Linked DNA regions of Mus musculus: regions 2 and 3 are each linked to region 1. Evidence: chromatin loops called from intact Hi-C (ENCODE). Cell type or tissue: heart. All regions are shown on one strand.

Region 1 (8,000 bases):
GTTTCCCTTAAGGTCAACTTTTCAGTGACTGTGAGGTCAAGAATGGCTTTTGCTGCTGATTCTCTGTCTTTCTGTCTCTGTCCTCCTCCCTCCTCCCTCCCTTCATTCTTCTCCCCCCTCTCTTTCTCCTTTTCTTACTCCCTCTTCTTCTCCCCTTTCTCATCCCCCCCCCCCGCCACCCCCCAGTGACTATGCCTGTGAATATTGGCATTCATCACACTAACCTTTAGTTTCTCCTTTTATTCTTTGGATTACAGCATTGTGACTTACTATTAAATTTACCGCAAAGGGCATCTTTGTTTATACATGTTCTTTTAGTAAAGTAAATACCAACTTGCAGAGTCAGGTTGAAATGCTCTTGAATTCTAAGTGAGAGGCGGGAGAGCACTGTGCATTTGAGGAAATTCACTGAAAGGAATAAAAGACCAACAAAGGGCAATGTGCTGCTTCTCAGCCAAGGAAAGGAACCTTCAAGCCCCGAGTGATCTTGCTGGCCTGCATGCTATGTTAATCACTATGTTAAATCACGGCATAATAAACATTATTTTAAAAAAAAGTTATTTTTTGTTACAATGTACACAGTGTGGTTTTTAAGTGTGTCCTTCAAAATTAACGCTTTTTATTATTGTGACCCTCTGGAGTGATGGGTTGCAGATATAATTTAACTTCAAGTGTAAGTTTTTTTTATCTTATTGGATACAACCACAATTATCAGGTGGCTCTAATGAACTTAAACTTCAGGAAAGATAGGTAAATGGTTTAAAAACTATCACCCTATGTTCATTAATACTTGTCTTGCTTCCAAGAATTTCAAATTTTATCACATCTTTTTACAGTTCTACATTTTTAATACAGTGTTCGTTCCTTGAACTTTTAGAAGAACCTCATCTTAGCACATCAGTCCTGACAGCGTGTGAGCATGCCATTTTTACTACTAACCACTAGATGGAGGTACAAACCAACATTCTCAGCTTGCGCTCCCGATTTTTCTCAAGTTTCTTTGTCCTGCTTTAACATAGATATTCTTTTCTTTTTCGGGTACAGTGACATGCAGAAAAATTAAACTTACCTCTCGCAATTGGCCTTTTACTGACGTCTTCCTTCTTTTGGACTTTAGCACGTTCCTCGGTCTGCAGATGCTGCATCTAAAATACTCTCCACATGAACCCACTGTGTAATGTGAATTGGCCTAGCTGGGCTGTGCGGAGCCCTCAGGTACTCTGGCTGGATTTTGAGAACCCAGGCAGCACAATCTCACCTTAGGAAAGGCCATTATGAAGTCGTAGGCGTTTGCCTCCCTCGCTGCCTGTTCCATTTCCTTTTCACCCACACCTTCGCGCCCAAACTTAATATTGTTACCGATGGTGGTCCCAAACAGAACTGGCTCTTGTCTGACCACTCCAATTTGCTCTCGGTAATGTCGCACGTTTTGGGCTCGGATGTCATTCTCATCTACGGTGATCTGCCATACCAAAGAACCAAGCAGGCTATGATGCTGTCCAAGGTGTTGGCTTCCAACTGTCTTCTTAATCCAAAGAATAAACTGAGAAGTAGTATCTCAGCCAGGACTCGCTATATTTTAGTAAACATATTTATGGTATGGATAACACCAATAGTTCCCCCCCCCCCCCGGAAGATTGGAACTAACAAATCTTCAAGAAATTTTAATTAACTTAAAATCCCATGAAACCACAAACTAAGTATTAATAAGGTTGTTAATAAGACACACATACACAAACACTGTAGATGCTACAAATGTTATATAGACAGACGCCATCAACTTTGTTTTAAGACTGATGGTGTCGATAAGGTTCTAGCCTTTTTTATTTCTCAATACTTTATTCAGTCCCCAAAGGTAAAAGTTCCTTCTCTGTCTTCTTAGGTAGCTCAACATATTCCAGAGACAGAGTTGGATGTGGCCATGAGAGACTCCATTCCTCACAGCCCTGGCATTTGTGTGAGAATCAGCACTTCTTTACACTGACTGATTCGGTAATTTATTTAGTCACCATTAGCATAAACTCCGGCCTACAAAGTTCTGAACAAGTTTTCTTTTAAAGACAATGTTGTAAGTGTTAACTAGAAACATTAAGAATTAGTATTTTTTTTCTTTTTGTGTACATGTGTACATGTTAATGTGTGTGCATGCCGTGTGTATAGAAAACAGTGTTTGGGTATGTACGCACATGTGCATAGGAACCAGTGTTTGGGTATATGCACATGTGTGTGCATAGGGACCTGTACTTGGGATGTTCACATGTGTGCATAGGAATCAGTGTTTGGGTATGTGCACATATGTGCATAGGGACCAGTGTTTGGGTATGTGCACATGTGTGTGTATAGGGACCAGTGTTTGGGATGTTCATATGTGTGCATAGGGACCAGTGTTTGGGATGTTCATATGCGTGCATAGGGAACAGTGTTTGGGATGTGCACACACATGTGCATAGGGACCAGTGGTTGGGTCGCTTCCTGGATCAATTTCCTCCTTAATTTTTGAGATAGGATCTCTTAGGGAACCTGGAGTGCACCCATTCATCCACCCTTGCTGACCAGCCAGCCTCAGAGATCCAGTTCTCTGGCACTGGGATTGCAGATGTGCAACTCACAAGTTTTATGTAGGTGCTGGGGATACAGCACTTCTCGATGTCACAGCAAGCTCTGAAACACTGAGCCATCTTCCCAGCCCCTTCTGCATGGTTTTCCCCCACAGTCTGCACTTACACAGCCGTCCTCTGGGTCATACAGCCTCTGCAGAAGCTGCACTGTCGTACTCTTGCCACTGCCACTGGGACCAACCAAGGCTACTGTCTCTCCAGCCTTAATCTTCAGATTGAGACCTTTCAGAACCTGTTAGATGCACAGGAATGACACAGTTAGGAATGACAGACAGTTATATAATACAGTCAGAAAATTAATCTGTAATTATAAACAGAAAAATTCTTAGGTGGCACATGAAAACAATTTAGATCTTATATTTATTTGTATAATACCCCATTTATACCTATAGTAATACACAGTTTGGGAGTACAGTATTTAAACATTTCTTTATACATAGAAGAGATCTAATTTAGGAGTTATCTAGGCACAGAAAACTCTTCCCATATTTTTAATAGCATATTTTAATTGTACAAAATTATAATGGGTTTCTTTATGACATTACCATAAGTATGGTATGTATATCTTGATCACATTCATCCTTCATTGCTTTCTCTTTCCCTCTTTCCTCTCTCTTCCTTCTCCCTTCCTTGTTCCATGTGCACACTGTATGTGCACATGATGTGTGTTTGCATGTGTGCAGGTATACATGTATGTATGTGTACATACACATAGAGGCTCCATGTTCACAACAGGAGTTTTCCTCAATTGCTTTCCACCTTATATATTGAGGCAAGGTTTCTCTCTGAGCCTAGTTTTCAGTGAGTCTGGGTTGGTTAGCATTTTGGGGGGATTCTATCTCTGCCTCCCATATTCTGGGATTATGAGTGGGCTGCCATAACTACCAGGTTTTAAGTGAGTGCTGGAGATCTGGACCCTCGGCCTCATGTTTGAGTAGTGGGTACCTTACTTGCTCACTACCAAGCAAATCATCTACCAAGCCTGCAAACTTCACATTTTTAACTGAAATACCTTACACGAATCTTAAAACAACCAAATTAATGTTTTATTTTTTAATTTGTAGCAAGTGGAATCTTGACAAATAATTGAGTTACTTAGGAAAGTTCCCCTTTAGAATAGGTCTAATATTTTTACAAGGTACATTCCAAATAGTGAGTTGGGAGTGGAAAGCCAAGTCTTGAAAGCTAAGCTGTTCTTGACTTTCACCTGTGCAAAGTGGCATGTCCCCTTCTCTCCCAAACAGATACACAAATTAGTTAAAGGCAATTGTTTACCCAGGTATGCTAGCCAGGAGTTTGCTTGGGGTACTAGTGAAAACCCAGCTTCAAAATAAAGAAACAAATAAGAATTGTTTAGAACCCAGAGAGCGTGGCCCGGGGCATTATTGGCATAACTGGTGCTCAGGGTCCCAGAACCCAGCTTAAATGTATATCCAAAATGCAGTCTAAAATGCTGTGTTAGGAGAAAAGGCAAAAACCCAGACAACGATGGTGACAAACAAGTCATAAAGCAAAAGACTCTGAGGAGAGAATTTCAGTAAAAAACGCCAGTCAGAGAAAAACAGAGAAAGAAGTGGGTGCATTATTTTTAATGCAAATTCTATACGGCACATTAGAAGTTGATAGCATTAGCAATCTCATTTGTTTCACATAAAATTTTGTCCCCACTTCTTATATCCTAATTACGTATTTTGTTAGTAGCTGCCTTTTGTAATCCTTAACAATTCTCCTTTTGAGGGTGGGTAGCAGAGGAAGCAAATGCATTAATTAAATATAAATACAAATATAAGGACAATTTAATAGGAACAGCAGACATATTTTCCCAAGAATTATTTGTTTTTAAAAGATTAGTATGTTGAGTGCACTCCAAGAGAGCATGGGCTGGGCATTAACAATTAAAGGCCGAGTGATTCGAATGGGACAGACTGTGTTTTGATAAATGTGTGTCTGTGCACGGGCACAGGTATGTACGTGTGCCTGTGTGTGTGAATGAGAGTGTGGAAAGTGAGAGGAAGGGTATCTAAGATACAATTGCACATGCAGTAGAAGTCCTAAAGGTAGGAGAGGGAAGGCTTAACAGGAACTCATCTGAAGGTTGGAAACTCCCATATTCAAATAAATTAAATACAGCTGGATAATATCCCGGCATCACCAGTAGGTGGCAGCATTAATCCAAGACATTTTAGTGTGCTTAGAAAAGGAGCATGGAGGAAACATTGGCAGTTAAAAATGACTATCGGTCCAATACAGGAGAGAGGAAGGAAAATATAAATCACGGTTGCAGATAACACGTGTTATAAGGTATGCTCTTGTATTCTCAATTGTTAATTGCTGGGTTGGCAGCGCCAGGCTAGCAGGATCTGTAAATATTTGTTGCTTTCTCACCCAACCCAAGAGAAAAAGCAAGCTGTGAAAGGGAAGGTCACACATACTATTCCCCGCCCCCACCGCCCCCTCCCAGGCCAACTGGACGAAAAGGAGGGGGATTTTAGCATAATAAAGAGCTTGCGGTTGGATCTGGGGCAGAAGGGCTGGCAGGAGGATTGGCAGGAGGACTGGTTGGAGGACTGGTTGGAGGACAGGGAGAGAGAAAGAAAGGTAGCAAGGCCCTGAGGTAGAGCTGAGAAAGAGTCAAATGACTGGAGATGTCAGTTTAAATTATGGGCTAGCTGTGAGACTGCCCAGCAAACAGGCTAACAGCCTTATGCTATACAGATGTCTCCACAGCTTTATTATTAAACCACAAGCCCCGCAATATCCAGATATATTTGCTCACTGCTTGTCAGATATTGGCCTACTTGCTTCTTTAAGGAAGTAGACAAAATCTGGGTCAAAATCATCCGAAAGAAGGGACTGGGCAAGTACTTGGCATGCAAGTCTGAGGATTGCAGTTTAACTCCAGAGCATTCATAGGGATTCTGGAAGGGGTGGAGGCAGCTATCTGTAATCCCAGTGTGGGAAACAGCAACAGGAGATCCCTTAGCAAACTGGCTAGCAAACTAACCAAACTGTAGAGCTTCCAGTTCATGTGAGAGACACTTCCTTAATATGTAAGGTGGAGGCTGATCACAGAGGACACCAAATGTTGATCTCTGGCCTCCACAGGTACATGCACACATGTATATGCACACTCCCACAGGTTAACGAGCATATAGTCACATATCACACATACATAAATAAAAGAATCTTTAAAAAAAGTTCCCACAACAGAAGATTCTGGCCTGAAGACAATGTCAGAAAATGGAAGAATGAAACTGAATTTAACATACCTTGGCAGAAGGTCTTGATGGATAGCTGAAAGAAACATTTTTAAATTCTATGTTTCCTTCTATACATTCAGGTACAAATCCAGCTGTTGAAAAGTTATCTATATTGGGTTTCTTGGAAAAACAAAGAGATTGTTATACATCTTTAAAGGGTTAAGCTTCTATCCCAGAATAGTTTAGAGATGGACCCTAAAGTTCTTTTAAAATCTCCTTCCTGTTTTAGAAGTACATGAAACTAGACATGAAATTTTGTCTTTGTTTCTTTCTCTTTCTTCCTTTCTTTTTTTTCTTTCTTTGTTTATTTTGTTTTATTGCTTTTTGTTTTCTTTGAGACATGGTTTTTCTGTGTAGCCCTGGCTGGAACTTGTTCTGAAGACCAGGCTAGCCTCAAACTCACAGAAATCCACTTGCTTCTGCCTCTTGAGTGCTGGGATTAAAGGTGTATGCCACTACCACTAGACAGACATGAAGTTTTCAATAAAAAATCATTCCCCCACAAAAGTTAACCACAATCTTTCACTCTATAACCAAATAACCAATGTGTAGGTTTTACCCACCCTGTGGTTTTCCGGAGTTGAATGTTCCTATCTTTCAGGTTCCTTCTTAGAGTAAGGACAGATATCTTTCAATGCAGTGAGAGCTCCTACCTTATCAATAACCTGGAAAATATTAAAGGCAGCTCCTCTGGCTACTGTGAAGGTTTCCAGGTGAGGGGCTACAGATCCAATGCAGTAACTACTATGGATCACACTGAAGAAAACCTACAGGGACAAAGTAAACAATAGTCACCTTGTAGTGAAGTAAGAAAGACAATGGGATTGGGAGGTGTGTTTGGCCTGTGCTCATGGACTATGAGAGGACTTACATAAGAATATGGAAGACAACCACTCTGGAAGTCAGTCTGGCGGTTTCTTAGAAAATTGGACATAGTACTACCGGAAGATCCAGCAATACCTCTCCTGGGCATATATCCAGAAGATGTTCCAACTGGTAATAAGAACACATGCTCCACTATGTTCATAGCAGCCCTATTTATAATAGCCAGAACCTAGAAAGAACCCAGATGCCCCTCAACAGAGGAATGGATACAGAAAATGTGGTACATTTACACAATGGAGTACTACTCAGCTATTAAAGAATGAATTTATAAAATTCTTGGGCAAATGGATGTATCTGGAGGATATCATCCTTAGTGAGGTAACCCAATCACAAAAGAAGTCGTTAGATATGCACTCACTGATAAGTGGATATTAGCCCAGAAACATAGAGTACCGAAGATACAATTCGCAAAACACAAGAAAATTAAGAAGAGAGAAGACCAACGTGTGGATACTTCATTCCTCCTTAGAATAGGGAACAAAATACCCATAAAAGGAGTTACAGAGACGAAGTTTAGAGCTAAAACGAAAGGATGGACTATCCAGAGACTACCCCACCTGGGGATCCATCCCATAATCAGCCACCAAACCCAGACACTATTGCATATGCCAGCAAGATTTTGCTGAAGGGCCCCTGATATAGCTGTCTCGTGTGAGGCTATGCCAGTGCCTGGCAAATATAGAAGTGGATGCTCACAGTCATCTATAGGATGAAACACAGGGCCCCCAATGGAGGAGCTAGAGAAAGCACCCAAGGAGCTGAAGGGGTCTGCAACCCTTTAGGTGGAACAACATTATGAACTAACCAGTACCCCAGAGCTCGTGTCTCTAGCTGCATATGTAGCAGAAGATGGCCTAGTTGGCCATCATTGGGAAGAGAGGCCCCTTGGTTTTGCAAACTTTATATGCCCCAGTACAGGGGAATGCCAGGGCCAGGAAGTGGGAGTGAGTGGGTAGGGGAGCAGGGCGGGGGGGAGGGTATAGGGGACTTTTGGGATAGCATTTGAAATGTAAATAAAGAAAATATCTAATAAAAAGAATCAAAACAAAACAAAACAAAACAACAAGATGGAAGACAGGATGAAGACTGTAAGGGAAACACAGGCTGCCCCAGCAGTCTTGGCCTATTCTCAGGATGACACTCCAATTCGCGAGTTTGTGTCTCTCCAGCTGCAGCAACATTTGAGTTGTCTGAACCATGCTGGCCCACAGGAAGCGGCCCACAAGCTGAGTGTGCT
Region 2 (8,000 bases), 400 kb after region 1:
TCATTAAATGGGAATTTCCTCAGCTTTGGTTAGAAAATGGGGCATCTTAATTATTAAAAAACCCACAGGCTCTTTTTCCCTTGTGAATAATGCAGATGTGTCACCAACCTACTGCTTGATTAGTTCATTCCGGGTGGTTCCTAGGAATGGCACATGAATATTTACTCAGTAATATCTCAATTTTCTTCTGCTCTGTGGTTGAATCTTCTCTTAGGTGCATGAGGATGGTTCTTTGGCACTGAAGGTGAGTCCCTGCACTTAAAGAGGTTGATTGTTGATATTGTCATGTATAGAGCTCTCTTCCATCAACTAGAATGAGCTCTTACCACCTCAGGGCCAAATGGAGGTTCATGGGCCTTCTTCTACTCTACCTTCATCTAGTAGTGTTGAGATGTCACTAGACCTCACAAAACCTTGGTCTCCTTCTTTCCTCTCAGTGAAGTTTAGACAGTACCTAAAATGTCAAATTTTGGAAAGGAGAACTATATATGAAGGAAATATTTGGCTTTTATCTTCATGTTTGATTCCCAGTCCTCCTAGGAGGGAATTCAAATATTCTCAGTCTTTCTCTGAGCCAAACCCATCTTGAAGATGTCCACTGTCAATGTGCCCAACGTTAGAATGACCCTCAGGAGCTTCTGTGTGGTATAGAGAGTGCAGGATATAGAGTGTTCTATATATGGTGCTATAGTCCATCCTTTAATTTGAAAAAGTTGAAAGAAGCGGAGGGAGAACACCCTATATTTAACAAATAAACTCAGAAGTGATCTTTCTCTAGATTCAAATATATAGCTCTTCTAGATGTTCACACTAAATATGTTCAGCAAGCTTTCTGATAGTGACAATGTTAGAAATTGCATATCAATAATGATGTGTATATTCTTGGTCAAATGCTTTAGAAAGTAAAGGACTGGTCTGCATTGTGATTGCTATGGTACATTCAGCATTCCCTTATGTTGATTACATAAAATTCCTTGCCATAGATAATTCCAACATTAAATGTAGTCTAGCTTATAAAATAGAAAACCAGCCTATATATGTGGGCATTTAGTTTGTATCAAGAGAGAAAAATATGAGGCCCAAATAACATGTTGGGCTTCAATATAGAACTGCTTGCACTTCCCATCCAAAATGGAGGACAGAGTTATTTGTGTTTCCCTCAGAATGCCATCTCTAAAATTGTTATAATGACATGATATTTGTAATGTCAGTCTGAATCATCAAAAGTTGACCAAAAAAAGTCCCTGAGAAGATCCTGTCTGCCTGTGAAAGACCTAAATGTGAATTAAAAAGTGTTCATTCCATGTTTTATGCTCTTGCCATAATAGACTTCCTAATATATATTTGGTTGCTTTTATATAATGTCATGTATTTGGGGTCAAGTATACACCTGTGAAATTATCACTTTTATCCAGGCTATAGACATATCCATCATATCTCAATATTTTTTCTTACCTCTTTTATTATATGACTACCTTACCAAAGATCTTATCAATTTACTTGGCTGCTCTTAAGTATGCAATATGCAGTGTGGTTAGCTGTAGACAGTATTTACCACTTCAGGACTCCAGAGTATCAAGTGTTTTTACTTTTTACTGAAGCTTGATGCATTTTGTGTACCCTTCCCCTCAGTCCTTGGCAACAATCATTTTAAGTTTCTGCTTCTAAGATTTTTGACTATGTTAGATTCCATATGTAAGTGAAATCATGTGGTGTTTGTGTTTCTGTGTCTGGATTATTTCACTAAGAGAAAGAAATTTTGGATCCAATTCCTTAGCAGATTGAAGATCTTCCTTCTTTTGTTTCAAATAAAAATATAAAAAGATCACAGAGGAAATCTTGCTCATATTACTCTATACAAAGAAGGAAGCACTGCTGGGGCTCTTTCCAATAATCATAAAACCTCTACAACATTTCAGTCTGAAAAGATGAAAACTTACATGACTCAGCACTAACAACTCCATCAAGAATCACTGTGTCCAGTCAAGTATTAGAGTTTCTCTACCAATGCCAGCTGCCTTACAGTTTTTCTCTTTCTCAATGTGCTAAGAGAATGTGTGAGAACACCAAGGACAGCTCTTACATTGTCCATGACCAGAAATACATTGATCATCTTTTAACAAAGAAGGGGATGACCTTTTTCAACAATATTGTAAGCCAAACAACTTTCAAATTTGTATTAGAAAGTGACCTCTTTTGAAGGGCCATCTTACTAATAATGCAATGCCATCTGCAGGTATAAGATATTCAGTGTGACTCTATAACATCTTCTCTGTGAGACTTGTACAAAGTTGCATTGTTTCTTTACTCAATGAAAAGAAATATGGGACAACAATTGTTTAGAGCTATTTCTGTGGAAGTCCTTAATCTTACCCAGAGCTAGATAGCAGGTTCATTAGCAACCTACAAATGCGGTTAGCTTGCGTACAATGTCCAAAACCTTGATGTCTTGCTATAAAAGTTTGAAAGGATAAATTTTAAAGTATGTTATATGTATTTTGATGCAAGCAAGAGGAGAAAGCTACACCAAAACACAACTAATCAAAACTAATTCAAGTGTATTAGGACTAAATTGTTAAATAAGGCATTAGCATCCCTGATGTGCACTCCTTGGAAAGATTTTCACTTGTCAATAATTAAAAACAGAGTATAATATTTCATCAACTTACAGTAGAAAGCACAGTATATGTTAAAATTTAAATGGCATATATAAATATACAAATAGATTCTAAATGTAAAAAGACAATATGTTGTTTTTAAATGTAATTTTTATGTGTATGACTTCTTTACACTAGGAAAAGTTTTTCAATGAGCTGTGATAGTAGCCAGGAAGGCCATTGATGACATACACAGACTCTGATGTTTAGTCAAGTCATTTAAAAATTGGGACAATTTTAGTTGTCTCTTTATCAGGTTGTTTAAAAACTGGATAGTTAATACAGTATTTCTTAACTTCACAAATGGAAAGCAGAGACTTTAGACTGTAAACAAAAGTTTCAGGCTGGCCAAACTTTCTCTTGTTTGGTATTCATCTTTGGGTAAATTTCAAAACTGATGAGCACTAAGGCTTATTAGTGTTAGTCTTTATGTCATAGATATCACAGGCTCCTGGGGCTTCATATTTCTCCCTAGTACAGTGTTCTTATTACCCATCTCTCCTGCTGTTTTTCTGCTTAAGAGATTCTCAAGCTGGCTGTATAAGCCAGATAATCCTGACTTATACTTGTTTAGCAGAATGAGATTTTTAAAATTTTGCTTGTTTGGTTTTAAGACAGGGTCTCAATTTGAAGCCATGGCTGTCTTGGAACTTGCTATGTAAACCAGGCTGATCTCAAACTTATAGAGATTTCCCCTACCTCTGGAGTGCTAAAATTATATGCTCCATCATACCTGGCACAGTCTTTTGTTATGTTATGTTTTGTTTTGTTTTGTTTTGTTTTTTTGGAGACTGGGTTTCTCTGTATAGCCCTGGCTGTCCTGGAACTCACTTTGTAGACCAGGCTGGCCTCGAACTCAGAAATCTGCCTGCCTCTGTCTCCCAAATGCTAGGATTAAAGGCGTGCACCACCACTGCCCGGCTTAAAAATGTGTAGCCCAGGCTGGCCTCGAACTCGTGATCCTCCTGCCTCTGCCTCCTTCAGCAAGTCCTACCGGCGTGTGCCACCACTACCGGCTCCTGGCACAGTCTTACACATGTTGCTGGTGGCTATAGTCATGCTATTGGGCATAATGGGCCTATGGCCTCACAGTCTAAACTCTTTACTATTTAACCCTTTGTTGAAAACATTTGCTGACCTCTGCTATACATTAGAAAGCATTTCTTTACTTCTGTGAACAACATTGGCATTTTGTTACTTGTTCCTGCTAGCATTCATCTATAGTTCTTTAAAATTGTTTCCCTAGAGTAGCTAATTCATCAGAGAAATGACTGGAATTTGGAAAAGTATTAAGGAAAGAATGAGAAGAATACATGCATCTGAAAAAGATGGGCTTGAAGGTGCTCAGTACATGACTGCCCTTTGCTGCCATCTATGGGTACCAAGAGTCCTCTAAGTTCCTCAGTCTTTTTCTTTTTTCTTTTTCTTTTTTTTTAAATTAGGTATTTTCCTCATTTACATTTCAAATGCTATCCCCAAAATCCCCCATACCCCCCCCCACTCCCCTGACCACCCACTCTAACTTCTTGGCCCTGGCATTCCCCTGTACTGAAGCATCTAAAGTTTGCAAGACCAATGGGCTTCTCTTTCCAATGATGGCCGACTAGGCCATCTTCTATTCATATGCAACTAGAGACACGAGCTCTGGTGGGTACTGGTTAGTTCATATTGTTGTTCCACCTATAGGGTTGTAGACCCCTTTAGTTCCTTGGGTACTTTCTCTAGCTCCTCCATAGGGGGCCCTGTGATCCATCCAATAGCTGACTGTGAGCATCCACTTCTGTGTTTTCTAGGCCCCAGCATAGCCTCACAAGAGACATTGGGAACAAAACACCAATGGAAGGAGTTACAGAAACAAAGTTTGGAGCTGAGATGAAAGGATGGAGCATCTAGAGACTGCCATATCCGGGATCCATCCCATAATCAGCCTCCAAACGCTGACACCATTGCATACATAAGCAAGATTTTGCTGAAAGAACCCAGTTCCTCAGTCTTAACATATAAGTTGTATTGAAATGTTTTCTCTGTTTTAAGCAAGTAGACTTATGATGTACTTTCTGATTTTTTTCTTCTGATAGTACATATGTCTGTCCACATTGAAATCATAGACACTGACAAATATACAGGAGAGAGGAAAGCTTTCAAATAAGTGGTGATTAAGTCCTCAGGAAAATGCTATCAGGTATCATTTGGTGTGTGTGTATGTGTGTGTGTGTGTGTGTGTGTGTGCGCGCGCGCGTGTGTGTGTGTGTATACACAGCAGTATATATAACAAATGTATTTTATGGAATAAAAACTTTTAACTTAGCTAGTAGAGAGATATAGCAGCTATTAATTTACTGACTCTACCCCCAGCCTAGCCATTTTCCTTGCCCTGTAATAACAGAGATGGGTCTTGTTAAACAGGGTCAGGGTCAGTGTTTACTCTCCAGCAAGTCAACCATAACTCCTTCTAACTCATGCCTTTCAGGTGGCTTGCTTTGACATCAGCTGCTGTCTTCCACCATTTTTACTCAGTTTATTATGATTTCAACTCCTGTTGCAACTTTTTTATATTTCCCTTGTTCAGATTATTATATGGTTTCTCTCTTCTGATTACAATGTAACTAAAATAACAGAGAGGTAAGAACAGACTGTGTTTGTTCCTAAAACATTTTATCTAGTAAGCAAATTAAATTTCCCAAGTATAAAGAGTCCATGGAGTGAATTGGCTTTTGTATAAGCCTTAAAATGAAATTACTGAATCATTTTCTACTTAACAAGATCTCTTTAGTGTATGAGCAACCTCTGGGAATTCAAGAGCAATAATAGGGAAGAGAAAATATTCATTTCACAATTCTACCCATTTCCTTCAGAAAATGAACATGAAAAGAAAACATTTTCCAGTTTTGGTTTCCTAATTCATTTTACTCTCCTTCTTTTCAAAGTTTCCTATTCTTGTTTCTTTACTTCAGTCCTGGTGACCCACTGGAAACTTTAGACACCTGTTTCTATAGCACTGCTTCTAAGAGAGCAGTTAGATGATGTGTGCTGAAACCCAAGTTAAAATTTCTTTGTGGGTAGTAGATTTATAAAGGTAGACCACTGAATACCATTGTAGCTTCACTGAATCAGAATCCTGAAAGAGCAGAAAACCAGAAACCTACTACAGTTCTGTTTTTCTTCCATGCAAGACTACTGAATTAGTAACCATTTATAATGGTATTATCCAATATTAATTTGCATTCTAATATGAGAAGTTCTAGTTTATTATAGATTAGATTAGCATGTAATCTTGGATTTACTTTTATCTGGGATATTTTAACACTTGTTACAAGAGATTGTACAGTCCTTGAGTAAAAGCTCAGCCTTAGATATGGATGCTAGAGTCCACAGGCTCAAAAATCTGTGTGGTTGAGCTTCATGGTGAGCTTCTGAAAACAAGATGCATGCTGCTTATTTCCGCCTCAGACAATGATTCTCTATATAGATAAGTGAAGAAATAGTGGAGGTGGTATAAGGAAACTCTGTAGTGATGTGTGGAGGAGCCGATAATGGAAGTTGCACACACCCAAGATGGAGGCTGGACAAAAGCCTTGAGTGAGAAGCAAGGCCAAAAGACTCAATCATTCCTCAGCAGGGGACAGAAGGATTGCAAGGAATGAGAAAGTACTTAGTGACCATCCATGTCCCACCATTTCCAGACATTTCTCTATGGTGAGTAATTATTTATAAAAAAAGAAAATATTTTAAAACTTCTTTTGACTTTAATAAGTATCATATTATATAACTCAAGGTTGACATACAAAGATATTTACTGTTTTTTTTTGTTTGTTTCTGCTCCCTCACTGTCTTCCCTTTCTCTCCCTCCTTTCCTTTTGGTGAAAGATATAAAACTCAAGACCTCTTAAATACTTAGCCAGTGTTCTACTGCTGAGCTACATCTCTCATCCCACCTCTATAGTCAAATTACCCTGAATTCCCTGAAAAACAACCTTTAGGGAGAGAGAAGTCCTGTAATGTTTGTTACCTATCTACTTAACCTTTCATCCTTCTGACTTCTTATTTTGAACTATTTGTAAGTTCACATGAGTTTTCTTGATATTTATATATTTATTATATACATCTATAATATTTATAGCCACTTTTTACAGTGAGAACATATTGCACAGGTAGAGTATGATATCTAAATGTGTAATATTTATTTTTAAAAACTCTAGATAATGACTGTTTATGTAGCTGGAAATTTAGTAAGTGAATAATTATTCAAGGAACTGTGTTTGCTGTGCTACTTGTAGTAATGGAGTACTTAGCAATCTGAGGTCAATCTTAATAGACCCTGAGTTCATTCATTGCTATGGTTAGGGGGTATCATTAGTTATGACTTATTGAAATGCTTTAGTTAGTCACCACATCCTTCTACTTTTGAGACTTGGTAACTCTGGACTCAAAGAACCAACTCATATTGAAAAATGTTTCAAATTTCTCTGTCCCTTCTTATTAACATATTGTAGACAAACAGAAGCAGGAGATGAAGAGAAAGTAGAACTGTTTTGACCAGTGCTACACAGACAGCTGCTGGAATATGATATGCTCATGAAATTGATTTTCTTTTCATGAAACTCATCATATTCTCCCTTCATTTGAATTTTCTCTGTGTTAGAACTTGATTCTTAATATTGGCACTACATTTGAAAAGCTTTGATTCTTTTGTAAGATATTCAATTATTGACTCCCTTTCAATTTTCTACAGTTTTAAACTCTAGAAGACTTGGATATTAATAGAAGTTCTACCAGCTATGGTTTTTCTAACCATGACCAGTAAACTTTAATCATCCGTGCCTTTCAATTTCACCTGTATACTCAGGGTTATCTAGAACAACACTGCAAATAGAAACTGCAGATAGATGTGTAGGAGGGAATTTATTAGGGAAGTTGGCCACTGAAAAGTTCCATGACAGGTCTTCTGCAGGCTAGAGACCACCACATGGTAAATCCCAACTCAGAGACCCTCACAACCAAGAAGGCTGATAGTATAACTCTTACTTCAAGGCTGAGAGTCCAAGTACTCATTCATGGAGGGGAGCAATGCAACCTCAAGACCAGAAAGCCTGGGGTTCTGATGTGTAAAGCAGGAAACAAGGATGGAGTAGTTCTCAGACAGGTGTAGGTAGGTGTATTCACAAATTCCCCCAGGAGTGGCTATTCACAGAACAAACGTATATTTCTTACTGTGTGGTGACCTGGTTAGCTTTAATTTTCAACTTAACACAGGCTAGAGTTATCTGAGAAGAAAGTCCCAACTGGAGAATTATCTAGATAAATTTGCTTCTGAGCAGGGTGTGAAGGATTGTCTTAATCGTT
Region 3 (8,000 bases), 1.0 Mb after region 1:
TAGCATATTTTTAATTCCTTTGTTATTAATTTTGGTTTCTCTGTCATAGAAGATTTCTGTGTGATTGCAATAAAGATTTAAGTTCTTTTCATATAAGAAATAATTTGTAATCCGGGCAGTGGTGGCACATGCCTTTAATCCCTACACTTGGGAGTCAGAGTCAGGTGGATTTCTGAGTTCAAGGCCCGCCTAGCCTACAGAGTGAGTTCCAGGACAGCCAGGGCTATACAGATAAACCCTGCCTCGAAAAACCAGAAGAAGAAAGAAGAAGAAGAAGAAGAAGAAGAAGAAGAAGAAGAAGAAGAAGAAGAAGAAGAAGAAGAAGAAGAAGAAGAAGAAGAAGAAGAAGGAGAAATAATTTTTAAATAATAAAAACATATCATGGTCATAATAGTAAGAAACAAACCAACCAAAAATCCAAAACAGAATAGCATGGTACATTCCTGGGATCTAGGAAATATAAACACTGTGATCCAGGGATTCAAGGTCATCTTTAGCTGCATTGTGAGTTCAAGGCTAGCCTGAGCTACATGAAACAGTGTCTCCAAAAACAAAAACAAAAACAAAAACAAAAACAAAAAACAAAAACAATGAGATGGAAAGATGTCTCAGCTATTAAGAGCATTGACTGCTGCTCTTCCAGAGGTCCTGAGTTCAATTCCCAACAACCACATGGTAGCTCACAAGCATCTGTAATGGGATACAATGACCTCTTCTGGTGTGTCTGAAAACAGCGAGACTGTACTCACAGATATAAAATAAATAAATCTGTTGTTAAAAAAAAGAAAAGAAAGGAAGGAAGGAAGGACATAGTACTACCGGAAGATCCAGCAATACCACTCCTGGGCATATACCCAGAAGATGCTCCAACATGTAATAAGGACACATGCTCCACTATGTTCATAGCAGCCTTATTTATAATAGCCAGAAACTGGAAAGAATCCAGATGTCCCTCAACAGAGGAATGGATAAAGAAAATGTGGTACATTTACACAATGGAGTACTACTCAGCTATTAAAAAAATGAATTTATAAAATTCTTAGGCAAATGGATGGATCTGGAGGATATCTTCCTGAGTGAGGTAAACCAATCACAAAAGAACACACATGATATGCACTCACTGATAAGTGGATATTAGCCCAGAAACTTAGAATACCCAAGATACAATTTTCAAAACACATGAAACTCAAGAAGGAAGACCAAAATGTGGATACTTTGTGCCTCCTTAGAATGGGGAACAAAACACCCATGGAAGAAGTTACAGAGACAAAGTTTGGAGCTGAGACAGAAGGTAGGACCATCCAGAGACTACCCCATCCGGGGAGCCATCCCATAAACAACCACTAAACCCAGACACTATTGCATATGCCAGCAAGATTTTGCTGACAGGACCCTGATATAGCTGTCTCTTGTGAGGCTATGCCAGTGCCTGGCAAATACAGAAGTTGATGCTCTTAGTCATCTATTGGATGGAACACAGAGCCCCCAATGGAGGAGCTAGAGAAAGTACCCAAGGAGCTGAAGGGGTCTACAGCCCTATAGAAGGAACAACAATATGAACTAACCAGCACCCCCAGAGCTTGTGTCTCTAGCTGCATATGTAGCAGAAGATGGCCTAGTCAGCCATCACTGGGAGGAGAGGCCCTTGGTCTTGCGAAGAAAATATTCCCTAGTACAGGGAAATGCCAGGGCCAGGAAGCAGGAATGTGTGGGTTGGGGAGCAAGGCAGAGGGACGGTATAGTGGACTTTCGGGGTAGCATTTGAAATATAAATGAAGGAAATATCTAATAAAGATAAAACGAATAAAAGAAGAAAGGAAGGGAGGGAGGGAGGGAGGGAGGGAGGGAGGGAGAGAGAGAGAGAGAGAGAGAGAGAGAGAGAGAGAGAGAGAGAGAGAAGAAAGAAAGAAAGAAAGAAAGAAAGAAAGAAAGAAAGAAAGAAAGAAAGAGAAAAAGAAAGAAAGAAAAAAGGAAAAAAGAAAAAGGAAAAAAGGAGGTAGGAGGAGCAGAAAATATATAACAATAAATAATTATAAAATTAATACTTGGAATTTATTGCTCCTCACAATTTGAATCTCAGATGCTCCATTTACATATTTCATGTTGTCTCCCTCTCATTACTTAATTAATTATTATTAATCATTATTATAATTATTCTTTCTTCATCTTAGCAATATTAGTGGCTTACATACACTACTTGCAATACTAGAGTATTCTGATTTTTCTCTGTATAATTAGTCTTATCAGTATGTTATACACTTTGTCATAATTTCTTTGTACTTATTCATGCCTCCTTCTCTATGGCTGAATGACTCCCTGGATCATTTCTTATAAAACACACATGAAAAAGGCATTCTCTTAGCCTCTATTTGTGTCTTTATCTTTTTTTTTTTCATTTTGCAAGGATAGCTTTGCTGAGTATATTCTTGGTTGAAATAAATTTTTGTTGATATTTATTTACCTTGTCTCCTATGGTTCTTATGAAAATTGTGTTACATTTTCTACTGCAATTTAAAGTTTCTGCTGAGATGTCTTCTGTATTATAAATTCAGACACCTTTACATGTTATTTGTTTCCTTTTGCTTTCAACATTAATAATCTTTTGTCTCTTATTCCTTGGAGAAGTAGATTAGAAGATGGCTTGAGATAAGTTTGGTTACCTAGAACTGAACAGCTTTGGTCCTGGAACCCTATCTAGGGGTGGCAGCAAGAAAATAAAGAAAAGACAAAACCACATACCACATACATCAAAGCTAGGATAAGATGAAATTTGCTATATCCACCCCCGCCCCATCTGTGTATTCATTAGGTACAGCTGGGGTTGACGCTGCTAGCCTTGGTAGCAAGTTTCTGTAGGTGAACAGTCTGAAGCTATAACCATCCAGAAGAAGGAAGCTGCAGTTTTTAGGGTTTTATACACTGATCAATAGTTAATAAACACTTACACCTTGATTCCCACAGAATTTTTTGTTATTTCACTTGAGCCTCACCCATATGGGTAACAGCTCTGCCAATTTTCCATGGATCCAAAGTCTTGGCGTCCTTAACTTGTCTTTCCTACATCACAATACATACTTGTTTGGGACTTCCTCTGGTTCCTACATTTGATTGAATTAATTCTGAATGGTGGCCTTTGACCATCCTGTACCTACATATTTGTACCCTTCTCTAGGCTTGGAAAGTGCTCTATTATGTTCTATTTGAATAACATTTCTATCCATTTAGCAAACTCACATTTCCCATGAACCTTAAAAACATAAAATTTCCTTTTGTTTTTAATGCTATCTCAAAGAATTCATAGCTTGCTTTATTTCTATTCAATTTTGTTGTTTACTTCTTTGTGGTTATTAGTATTGTCAATGTGTGGATTTTAGAATCATCTCTTAGATAAAACTCAGTGTGTTTGTGAGTTTATTATCAGAGTGTTTTAATATCTAGGAAAGCATACCCTGGTTGAAAGGGACTGTCCAAGGGTCTCGTGTTGGGTAAAATGGGAAGGGGCAAAAATGAACACCAGCAGTCACCTCTATTTCCTGACCTCAGCTATCTCACACTTCTGACCACCACCATGAATTGTATCTCTTCTTAAACTGTTAGTCAAAATAAATCTTTGCTTCCTAACAAATGGTTTTGTAGGATTTTTCTTTCATGTCAACAAGCAAAGTAATAATGCATCCACTGAATGAGTATTTTCCAAATCCTGTCTTCTTGCTCTCTAATTAGCCCATCTATTTGATCCATGGATGTCATCTATCATGTTTCAAGTTCAGTTACTGTCTTTCTTAATTCAAATTTTTGTTTTATCATTTAAATAGCTTCTGTCTCTTTGCTAAATTTTCCTATCATATTGAATAATTCGGGTTTTTTTTTTCTTTCTCGTGTTCTCTTTTCGTAAAGGTCACTGTGTTTCCTTAAAACAAGTGCTTTAAGGGGCTGGAAAAATGGCTAAGTTGTTGAGAGCATATGTTGCTCTTGCAAAAGACCTAAATTGGGTTCCCAGTACAAATGTGTTGGTTCACAACCAACAGTAACTCCAGTCCCAGAGGAACTGATGCTCTCTTCCAACCTCCATGGGCGCTAGAGTCACACACACGGTGCCATACATATATGCAGGCAGAACATTAATACACATAACAAAATAAATAAATCTAAAAAATTAATTTAAAACTTTTAAATTCTTTATCTAAGATTTACCCATATTAGTTACTTAATTTTCAGTGTCTGGTAAGTTAGTTTGACTGATAAGTAAGGTCATGTTTCTAAAAGTTCTTCACAGTGCTGATAAACAATTTGATGCTTCATTAAATATCTAGATCAATATTCCAGTTACCTTGATCCACTTTTACTTTGGCTTTTCAAAAATTATAAACAGCTTCCTGATTTTTCCTCAGCCTAAAGTGACTTATATGTCAGCACAAGATGACACTATCAGTTCATGGTTCCCACTAGGTCCTTGTTGGTGTACTACTACTATTCCAATTCTAGAAGGCAAATCAAATTCAGGTCTGTCCTATATGTACCATTGCTGTGCTGTTCAACATGATCTGGAGGAGTATTTAAAATAGTCAGGTTGTACTCATAATTCTGTCCTTGTAAGCAGGGACAGCCCAAAGATTGCTCCCAAAACACCATTCTCTGTTTAAACAGTCCAGAAATTTCCTCAGGGATAAGTCACCCAACGAGGAGAATCCTCAGATTCCATACTATACTCAGTCAAACCAATGTTAAAAAGTACTTTGTCATATCTTGGGCTTGCAGGCCCACACTGCCATGGGCTTCCTCTATTGAGGGCCTTGTGCCTTGGGGCCCACAGTTGGAACCGCCAGAAACATGATATCGACAAGATAGAAGCACAATTACTTGGGTGTACATACCTCCAGGCCTTGAGGAATTGTTCATGGACACTGATCTGAAAAGAGGAGTTACTTAGATCTGTCAAGTACTAAATGGAACCCAAAATTTCGTTTTATCTTTTAAAAGCTTCTGCCTCTTTGCTAAGTTTTCCTATCATTCTCAAACACATATTCTCTGTTTTCATGGAGGTCGTTGAGTCTCCTTAAAACAAGTGCTTTAACAGGCTGGACAAGTAACTAAGTTCAAAAATTAAAAACAGCATACTGATTCTTGAGTTCCACATCAACACTTGTATCTTCACCCTGCCCAATCCCAACAAATGGATTCTTGCTATATCTTTTGTTATCTAAGGATGGTTTAGTGGAGAAGGAAGCTCCTTATCTACTGAGACTGAACTAAGTTGGGCATTATCTGAGGGTAACTGTTATAACAACCAGTGCAGTCTCACAGTGCATTCAGGGACTGCACATGGTGGAACTAGAAATGATAGATGCAAAACCATAAATCTACTCTACCAGGACAATTGTTTGCCTAGATCTGCAGATGGTCCTAAGACTCCATGTATGAGACTAGGCCTGTACATAGGAATACTTTGTTTCTTTATTACTTTTGTCCTGTTGCTGAGTGTTAGTGCAGTGGGCCTGACACTGAACTTTAGGCCAAAATTCTGTGCTAGCTTTGGTGACCTTTTCCCAAACAGTAAAATCTCACTCCCTCTTCTGCTCCCAGAAGCTGGAAGACCTGATAGATTCACTTAGCTGCCAAACTAGTGCATTTATAGTGTTTTGGTGCTTTACATACCTATGGCAGGATATTTGGGGCTCTGCTTAATACTGGATTTTGCTGTGAAGAGCCTGGCACCAGGCTCTAAAACTATGAGTTAAATTTCATCTCTGCCAAGTAGATGGCAATTATTTTTACTCAGATTGGTTGGTCTAATAAGGAAGGGATGATGGGGCACCTTTTTCTTTCTGCCTTTGTCAATGCATCTTTTCTCACTATTATACTAAAACTTTGTATACTAACACTGTGGACTCTCATCTCAGTCATTTTCTGTTGTAAAGGTAGCACACATGAACGGCTGTTTCAGTTTGTAAACATATGAAGACACTATCACTATAGAATCTCACTCATATGTCAAGTTATTCTGCCTTTTAAAATAGTCTCATAAACATTTCACTGTAGCTGAAAATATCATTAGAAAATGTACTTGTTAGTAATTTAGTCTCCTATCAGATCATTCTAATTAAGATAAATATTATTTATACTCCATTTTAAAAGATTTTTCTTAGTTGCTTTTAACAAATTCAATTATCCATCTGTCTTAAAAGCTAAAATGAACACATTCTACACCAATTCACTCATTCTACCTATTTCTACATCATACAGTAAATACTTAGCATTTTAGCCCTCTTAAACATGAAGATTAGAATTATTTTCTGGATGTATCATTTTCTGGTACAGTAATAATCATTTTCATACAGGTATCATGAGATGATACAGAGTACAAATGCTCTAAGCCATATATTTCATGATTCAAATCCTTATTCTGACATGCAGTTGCTAAACAAATTGTCCAACTTATTTCAGACAAAAATTTCTTAAGCCTTTCTGTACAATTTTCTTCCTCTACACGGTGTATAAGCTGCATGAACTGAAACATTGCCTGGTATTACTTGGTCAGTGTAAACCCACAGTAATAGTTTCATGTTTGATGATTAAAAGTTGCCATCCAAGTCTAACTTCAGAAGCCCTCATTCTTTACAATCTACATCATTATTGTACTTTGGTCACTACCACATGATGTACATCTCTAAATATAGAATGGCTAATAAAGGAAATTTCATGTGAAGTTTTTATTATAGTGGAAAATAAGTATTTTAAGTAAGGTAGAACACTGATGATTTCTAGGAGGACATTGATGCTCCAGACAATAACAGATTGTAGTAATTATAAGATATGTCTATGGAAAACCTGAATTTTCAAAAAAAAAAAAGTCTATCATTGATAAAAACAAATCTCTTTTTGAAAAGACATTCCCAGTTAGAAAGGCCAGTATTTTGGTTATAAATTGAGACTCAGTGTTGTAAATTCGTTGGTAGCTACTGCCACCAAGTGGTAGCAAAATGCTTCTTCAGAGAGGAACCCAACAGGCTTTGGAGGAAAATGGAAGGAGCTGTGTTTCTTCCTACCCCATTAAGTCATAAACAACCAAGATCTGATCTTCATAAAATGCCAACATTTCTTTAATTTCTACACGAACACCACCTTCATATCATGCTACAAATGAAACTTAAGACTGTCATTGTCTGTCCCAGGAGGGACCTCTAATACAAAAGAAAAAGGTACAAAAACATAAAGTTCTAAACTACTTGAATTCTAAACTACTTCAAAGCCATAGACTTCAAATGGCTGGTGTGTGAATGTCACCCTGCCACTTATTTGTTTGATAATGTCAATAAAAAAATCATCTGAGAATTACACTGCTTAGCTAAAATTTGAAGAAGAAAATAGGTAATAAGTGTATAAGGGTTAGCCTGTTTGGAGGTACTCAGGAGTAGAAAGCCTGCTCTTTTATTATTTTTATGCCTATTTCACTGCATTTTTCTTTCTTGCATTCAAATAATAACTTATTGTCATTAAAATTGTTGCTGATATATCAATCTAACATAATAATAAAGAGGCTCAAGCAAATTTAGATAACACAAACTCTGTCAGCCATGACAAATATTAGTTACTTTTCCTTTGTTTTGATAAAATGCTGTGACCAATGGCAACTTAAGGAATGGTCTAGTTTGGCTTATAGTTCCAAGGGCTAAATGTCCATAATGGCAGCAAGCAACTGGAGGAAGAATCTGAAAACTTACATCTCAACCATACACAGGAAGCATGGAAGTTAGACTATACAAATTATGAAACTCTACCCTAGCATTGGGCTCTATTATCTCTTCTAACAAGCACCTCCAACATGGGTGAAAATATTTAAATCATTGATATTGTAAGTGCTATTTCTCATATAAACCATAACAACAAGGATACTTGATTGTTTTTCTAGTCCCAAGAAGAAATGCACAGTGTACAGACAGAACTAAAAGTTTTACGTCTATGTTAGGTCACTAAAATTTCTTCCTGAGCAGTTCTCAATC

The links. Hi-C counts contacts between places; a loop is a spot of excess contacts. Peaks named below come from ENCODE experiments on the same cell type or tissue, not always from the same donor. Only the 100,000 strongest peaks of a DNase experiment are listed, where the experiment ranks them.
Region 2: a loop joins it to region 1, with 10 times the contacts of the local background. A loop is called at or near these places in 10 of 42 quality-filtered maps.
Region 3: a loop joins it to region 1, with 11 times the contacts of the local background. A loop is called at or near these places in 19 of 42 quality-filtered maps.

What each region holds. Positions count from the first base shown.
Region 1 is chr12:118,925,964-118,933,963 of GRCm38, forward strand. It overlaps Abcb5 (ATP-binding cassette, sub-family B (MDR/TAP), member 5), which reads right to left. Exons shown (of 28, transcript NM_029961.2): 10 at 6,532-6,645; 11 at 5,888-5,998; 12 at 2,725-2,850; 13 at 1,259-1,462. Among named protein-coding and RNA genes, the nearest start is that of Abcb5, 36 kb to the right of the region's middle. In heart, CTCF peaks have their summits at 937 (motif pointing right) and 4,771 (motif pointing right); no DNase peak of the experiment used is centred here; H3K4me3 peaks cover 737 bases; H3K27ac peaks cover 340 bases.
Region 2 is chr12:119,321,578-119,329,577 of GRCm38, forward strand. Gm46331 (a long non-coding RNA gene) reads left to right here and starts at 4,668. Exons shown (of 3, transcript XR_001780539.1): 1 at 4,668-4,839; 2 at 6,127-6,353. In heart, a CTCF peak has its summit at 4,028; no DNase peak of the experiment used is centred here.
Region 3 is chr12:119,974,972-119,982,971 of GRCm38, forward strand. The region is part of intron 1 of Tmem196 (transmembrane protein 196); the gene reads left to right. Among named protein-coding and RNA genes, the nearest start is that of Tmem196, 33 kb to the left of the region's middle. In heart, a CTCF peak has its summit at 6,976 (motif pointing left); no DNase peak of the experiment used is centred here.